Regions from separate parts of the Homo sapiens genome. Here region 2 is linked to region 1. A link is a loop called in an ENCODE intact Hi-C map of the cell type or tissue named here. Cell type or tissue: spleen. All regions are shown on one strand. Each heading gives the region's core, and the rest is flanking DNA. Links, peaks and the distances in the headings are about the cores only.

Evidence for each region. A loop is a pair of places that touch in the nucleus more often than their neighbours do. Peaks named below come from ENCODE experiments on the same cell type or tissue, not always from the same donor. Only the 100,000 strongest peaks of a DNase experiment are listed, where the experiment ranks them.
Region 2: a loop joins it to region 1, with 3 times the contacts of the local background. A loop is called at or near these places in 12 of 110 quality-filtered maps.

What each region holds. Positions count from the first base shown.
Region 1 is chr5:2,023,672-2,026,584 of GRCh38, reverse strand. All of the region lies in intron 2 of LOC105374618 (a long non-coding RNA gene), which reads right to left. Among named protein-coding and RNA genes, the nearest start is that of CTD-2194D22.4, 140 kb to the right of the region's middle. In spleen, for the core only: no CTCF peak of the experiment used is centred there; no DNase peak of the experiment used is centred there; H3K27me3 peaks cover 1,790 bases.
Region 2 is chr5:1,745,070-1,747,982 of GRCh38, reverse strand. No RefSeq gene overlaps it. Among named protein-coding and RNA genes, the nearest start is that of MIR4277, 38 kb to the right of the region's middle. RefSeq lists an enhancer at 2,152-2,651. In spleen, for the core only: no CTCF peak of the experiment used is centred there; DNase peaks (open chromatin) are centred at 1,332, 1,771, 2,103 and 2,643; H3K27me3 peaks cover 1,951 bases.

The DNA of each region.
Region 1 (2,913 bases), core at 184-2,683:
ATACTGATATCAGACAAAGTAAATTTTAAGACAAAACACATTACTAAAACTTAATAAGGATTTTTATAATTACAAAAAAGTCAATTTACCAGCAAAATATAATTGTAAATATATACCCACCTAATAACAGAGTGTCAAAGTACATGAAATATTTTTACAATGAAGCAAAACTAATAAAACTGGAGAAAGAAATAGACAATTGCACAATGATAGTTGGGCACTTTAATATCCCACTCTGAATAACTGATGGAAAACCAGATGAAAAAGTAGCCAGGATACAGAAGATTTGAACAACACTATTAACCAACTTGACCCAACTAATATCTAGGGACCATTCTCAACAACAGCAGAATATATCATCTTTTCAAGTGCATGTAGACTGTCCTTCAGTATAACCATGTGAAAAGCCATAAAACAACTCAGCAGTTAAGTCGTCAGTCAAATTAGGAGACAATTATGCACTGGATTATATTTGTGACCATAGTCTAAGGATTTAAAAGCTAAAGTGAAACCAGAAAAATAATTAAACCAGAAAAATCTCAAGCTTACCAGCTTTTACTTGCTCAAATTTGTTCCAGTCATTTAAAATGAATAAATTCGAAACAGAGGAAAAGTTTTTGAATGTTAGAAACAGTACTATTAACAATTGAATTGCCAATTCGGCTACGATTTCTGATTAATCCACTTTATGCTAAAAGGCATTACAGCTTATGATGAAACATAGAGTAAATGTAAATTAAGATTATGGTCAACTGTTTCAACAATGAAAGGCTGACTTTTAGTGCCAGTAAGCAAGAAAAAAGAAAGAAGGGAAGGAAACAACACAAGCCCAGAAAACCGTTTTGCAATATTCGTTCTGTAAATGGTGAGTGCCTGGACAACGTTGGACTTGCTACCCAGGAGGGTGCCATTAGGCTTTGCCACATCTTTAAAAGATTATTAATTTTCAGGTAACATGTTAACACCCCCAACAACAAAAACAAACCAGTTCCAGATTTGTGTTTCCAGTGTGGTTCCTAGCACACTGGGTGGCTTCCTGTGGAGTCAGCACTGCTGTAAAAAACCATCTCCTCCTAGCTGAGGGAAGCACCGCCCTTCAGCAAGCCTTTAAAAAACCATCTCCTCCTAGCTGAGGGAAGCGTCACCCTTCAGCTAGCCTTTAAGCCTTACCTAATATATAGCTAGCTCTAAGATGACACAAGCCTCAGATGGACTGACAGGGTAGTCTAGACAGATAATCCCAAATTGTTTTCCTAATATTTAAATTCCCAACAGAAGACAAACGAAACAAAACCTACTAGTAAAAAGGTGATTGCAAAACCAAGTCAAAAGTAGCCTTTGTGAAACTCCCCCTGGCTCCCGCTGTGCTCCGTGGCCTCATTCTCAGGAAGGCACAAGCGTCCTCCGAAGCTTCCTCTGTTTTGGCGTCCTGCTCAGAACCGCTCTGCTCCTATCCACATCCACAATGACTCTCACCCACCTTTTCCAAGAGCGCCAATTTATCAAGTTCAGACTCCAACTTGACGGTGCACCCACCTGTCATAAACATCGATAGCTATCACCACATATCCAATTCCACCTTGCTGATTACACCATTGATTCCCAGGCATTGCAATGCCTGGATCGGTGGACATCTGCTCTAGGACACCTTTATGGGGAGACTTAAGGTTTAACTTAAAGTACGGTTTAACTTAGAGTTATATCTGGACCCCTTATTTTTCATGAAACATGCTTATAAAGAAGTCTGTGAAGGTTGAAATAATTCACAAATGTCATGTTTTTAAATATTTATATGTAGTTTTTTATGATTGCATGTGTAATCTCTCTGTGTAATGTTGTGTTGCTGAAATCTTACATTAATTAGGAGTACTGTCTAAAGGCATAGCATTATGAGCCTTTCTTTAATAAAAAGTTATTTTGAAAAGTAGACAATTACACGTTGAAAAATACTGTATTTGCTTCATTTGAGGTAGATAATCTGAACAAAATTAGTATATTTTATCTTCATGTTTCAGTATAATTGCATATAAGAAAAAAGAAAATCAAGGTTAAAGTCCAGATAGTGTTATTATACAATTATTAATCCAATCCCATTTTTAATTTCTATATACTTACAGAAGTTCTACGGAAATTACTAGGGCAATCTGTTAAGAGCTGTGTTATTTTCATATATGTTTAAGCAGTTTTCTGCACAGTGGCCTTAAAATAATTAGCAATTTCACTGTTTTATTTTATAGCATTCACAAAATTATTTAACTTTTTTCTGTTTGTTTTCTCATTTTATAAAATCAGATGAATCTGCCCAAAACAAAGTGTGCCTTACAAAGATACATTTTTTGAAATTCCAAATCTATCTGTAATCAAAATAAGTGTAAATGGATCAAATTCAGCAGCTTGAAGGCTCAGCAATGTCTTCTTTACAACAGATATGTATAAAATATAAAATTGCAGAAAGATAACAAGCAAAAAATTGCAAAGTTTTATCAAGCAAATACTTAAAAAAAACCAGTGTAGTTATATTTATACCAAGCAAAATATAGTTTAAACCAAAAAGCACTACAGAGGATAAAGAGTGATAATATATAATGATGAAGATAGCAATTAATCAAGAAAATATAATAGGCATAACCTTATATGTACCTAATAAGATAGTCCCAAAATAAAGGAAACAACAAAAAAAATAGAATTTAAAGAGAAAGAAGAAGTCTGCAATTGTAGTGGGAGATTTAAATATGCATCCTTAATGTCATATTTCAAATCAGACAAGACTATGTGGTCTCTGATAAAAACGGCTTGAAAGAGGAAAATACTATACACGTAAAGTACTGTTATTAGCATTAATAATGGCATGTAAGAGGTGAAACATTAATTACTTTCTTAGAAATAACAGTCCGGGTTTCATGTCGATATATT
Region 2 (2,913 bases), core at 212-2,711, 280 kb after region 1:
GCAGCAGTGGGGGCCCCTGTGAGCCTGAGTCACTCTTGAGATGGACACACAGTGCCTGGGGTCCTGGGGCCCCTTGGTGCCTGGCGGCCCTGGGTGGCTGCAGGTGGCGATTGGGCTCCTCCAGGTGCCCCAGGCCCAGGCCCTCAAGTCCCCACTCCCCACAAGGGTTCACAGCTGCCAGCCCTTAGCAACTCTACTTCTTCACACACAAGGCAAGGGCAAGGTTGTAGCGGGGCAGGGGGCGGGGGGGGTCCCTCCGGATCAGTCACTTGAGCTGAGATTCCGGTAGACACCAGGAGGGGCTGACCAGTGGTGGGAAGAACATACATCCATGGGAAGGAGGCTGACAACCAGAGGCGATGACCCCTCGGCATGGTTAGGGAGGAAGAGGACATGGTGCCAGTGGCCCCAGAACAGGTGGATGGGAAGGACTGACAGGCGAGGCTGGGTCAAGGTGGGGGCTGCAGCGAGGGGTGGGGGCCTGAACGAACAGCCTCGGTACTCGCTCGCACCTGCTTCACTTTCCTAGGTGGTAAATCTGTCATTTCAAATACTCAAAAATACCAGGATGGCCGTGGCAAGTCTACAAGCCCCACATCCAACTTTAGAAGCAGTGGCCACCCTGAGGCCCTGTCAGGGGCGGAATGGAGTCCCCCCAAAAACACACCCAGGTCCTAACCCCTCCTGCCTGGGAATGCCACCTTGCTTGGAAATTGGGTCCTACAGCTGTCCTTAAGGTCAGGACTTTGAAATGAGAGCCTCCGGGAACAGGGAGGGCCCTAAATCCAAGGACGCGTGTTTTTGCAAGTGACAGAGAGAAGTCCCCAAGCCGGGGAGGAGGCCGCCACGTGAGGTGGGGGTGGGCTTGGCGCAATGCTTGGCCGGGCAGGGGCGCCGAGGGGAGAGGCCGGGGACAGAGCCCCTCAGGGCCCCCGGAAGGACACCTCGCCCTCAGCCGCGCGGACTCCAGGATGAGAGAGACCGACTTCCGCTGTGGTGAGCCAAGCAGCTGCGGCCACGTGTCCCAGCAGCCCTGGGAAAGGGTGACGCCCAGCAGGCGGCATTGCGCCCTGACGCCGGGGACCCAGCACCCAGCCGTCCTCGCCCGCAGGTGCCCTGGCTCTGCCCCGGCCCTCCCTGGTCTGTGTCCTGACTCTGTTTCCCGTCGCCCAGAACGCCGCAGCCAGGGCGGCACACAAGCCTCGAGGGGCGGGGTCCGGGGGCCCCTCTTCCATCCGCCTTTCGTCTCCCTCCCTGCTGGATCTGAGGCGCCGCTCCCGCCGCGCTGTCCTCGCGCCATGCCACGTCACGTCACGTCACGTCACGTTACGTTCCCACGTCACGTCCACGTCACGTTCCCACTTCCCGTCCACAGGGAAACGGGCCCCGGCGATGTGAGGGCGTCTGCCGTGCTTGGTGCCTTCACAGGGGAGCTTCCTGCCTTGGCCGCGGTTCCAGGCTCTGTGCTGACGCAGCAGGAGGGTCCCCGGGCAGCCCAGGCAGGCGACGGGGAGTGACGAGGGTCCTTCACAGCCATGGGAGCCGAGCCCAGAGCAGGCGGCAGCAGCGTCTTTGCCACCCCTGGCCTAAAAGCAGCCGTGTGGGGCCCCTGACAGGTGCCCCGGAGCGAACTGCCCTCCTTGGCCCAGCCCTCAGGGTCCTGCCAGGGCCCTTGCTGCCCAGAAGGCCCGGGGCCCGGCTGACGACCCGCTACACCGTGGGCCCCCGGCTGAGTGTAGGATCTCAGATGGAAACACCCTGAACTGCCACCGGGCGAGTTAAAGGAGCACCAGCTGCTCCCCTTCCCGAGTCCCACACCCTTCCCTGCTCCCTGCCTCGGTTTTCCAAATTCCACGGGCGTGAAGTGTCCCCTGCGTTTAGGGATTCAGCCCCCCAACAACTTCTCCAAAACATCTTCCTTCACTGCAGGCTGCCTCGGCCCGAGGCCCACACAACCATGGAGAGGTTTACAGACAGCTCTCGGCGTCCTGCGGGCTGAAAGCCCCCCTGGACCAGGCAGCTTTCCGACAGGCTAATGCCCCCACCAAGTGGACGGGGCGTGCTCGGCTCAGGGACACCGGGTGCCTTTGTCGTCAAACGATGGAGCGAACGTGCTCATTCTGCAGTCCCACAGGACTCCCAAAGCACCTGGCAGGGCCCTCACCACACTCAGCCACCTTCCTCTCCCACAACCCTGGCTCTGTTGCTCCAAGGCCTCTGCCACCTCCTTCCTCAGCACCAAAGAACGAGGAGACGCGCACCATGACCCCCAGGGACGGCCGTTCTCCTGCCCACTATCTAGGCATTAGTGAGCGTGGGGTCAGCTGCGGGGAGATGGAGCGGCGTCAATGGAGTGATAAACAGTTTATCCGCACGATATGCCAGCTCCAGCCCATCTGTCCTAGTGCCTGCTGTCTGCAGAGGCACCGGATGGATCATGCGACACGGAAATGCGGGTGCGGCCAGCCAGGATGGATGCTACCCGACCTCCGAGGGAGATACAGCCGTGATGGAGACCCCGCTAATGGATCAGAAGAGGAATGGGGCCCGCACAGGAGCGGCGAGGCTCATGCATCTTGTAGAGGAGCTGAGATCCTAATCTCTCAGCCAGCCGCTCCCTCACACTCTCCTTTCTGCCCTCCCCCACCCGGGAAACAGGCAAGCCACGAGCCCCGGGCCTGGGCAGGCTGCTCTGAGGCCGCTCGCTGGCACATGGGGTTGCTCTACAGGGTGTGGGGTGCAGGGTGCAGAGTGCGGGTGGCACCCCAGTGAGTGGTTTGGGTGCTGTCTGCAGCTCTCCCAGCCACCTGGGCCAGCAGGGGCTTCTTGCTGGGGAAAGGGAGACCTGCTTGGGGGGTTCCTCATGTCAGTGCCCCCCACATCCCAAGGTGCTGTTGGTCAGAGTGGGAAGGC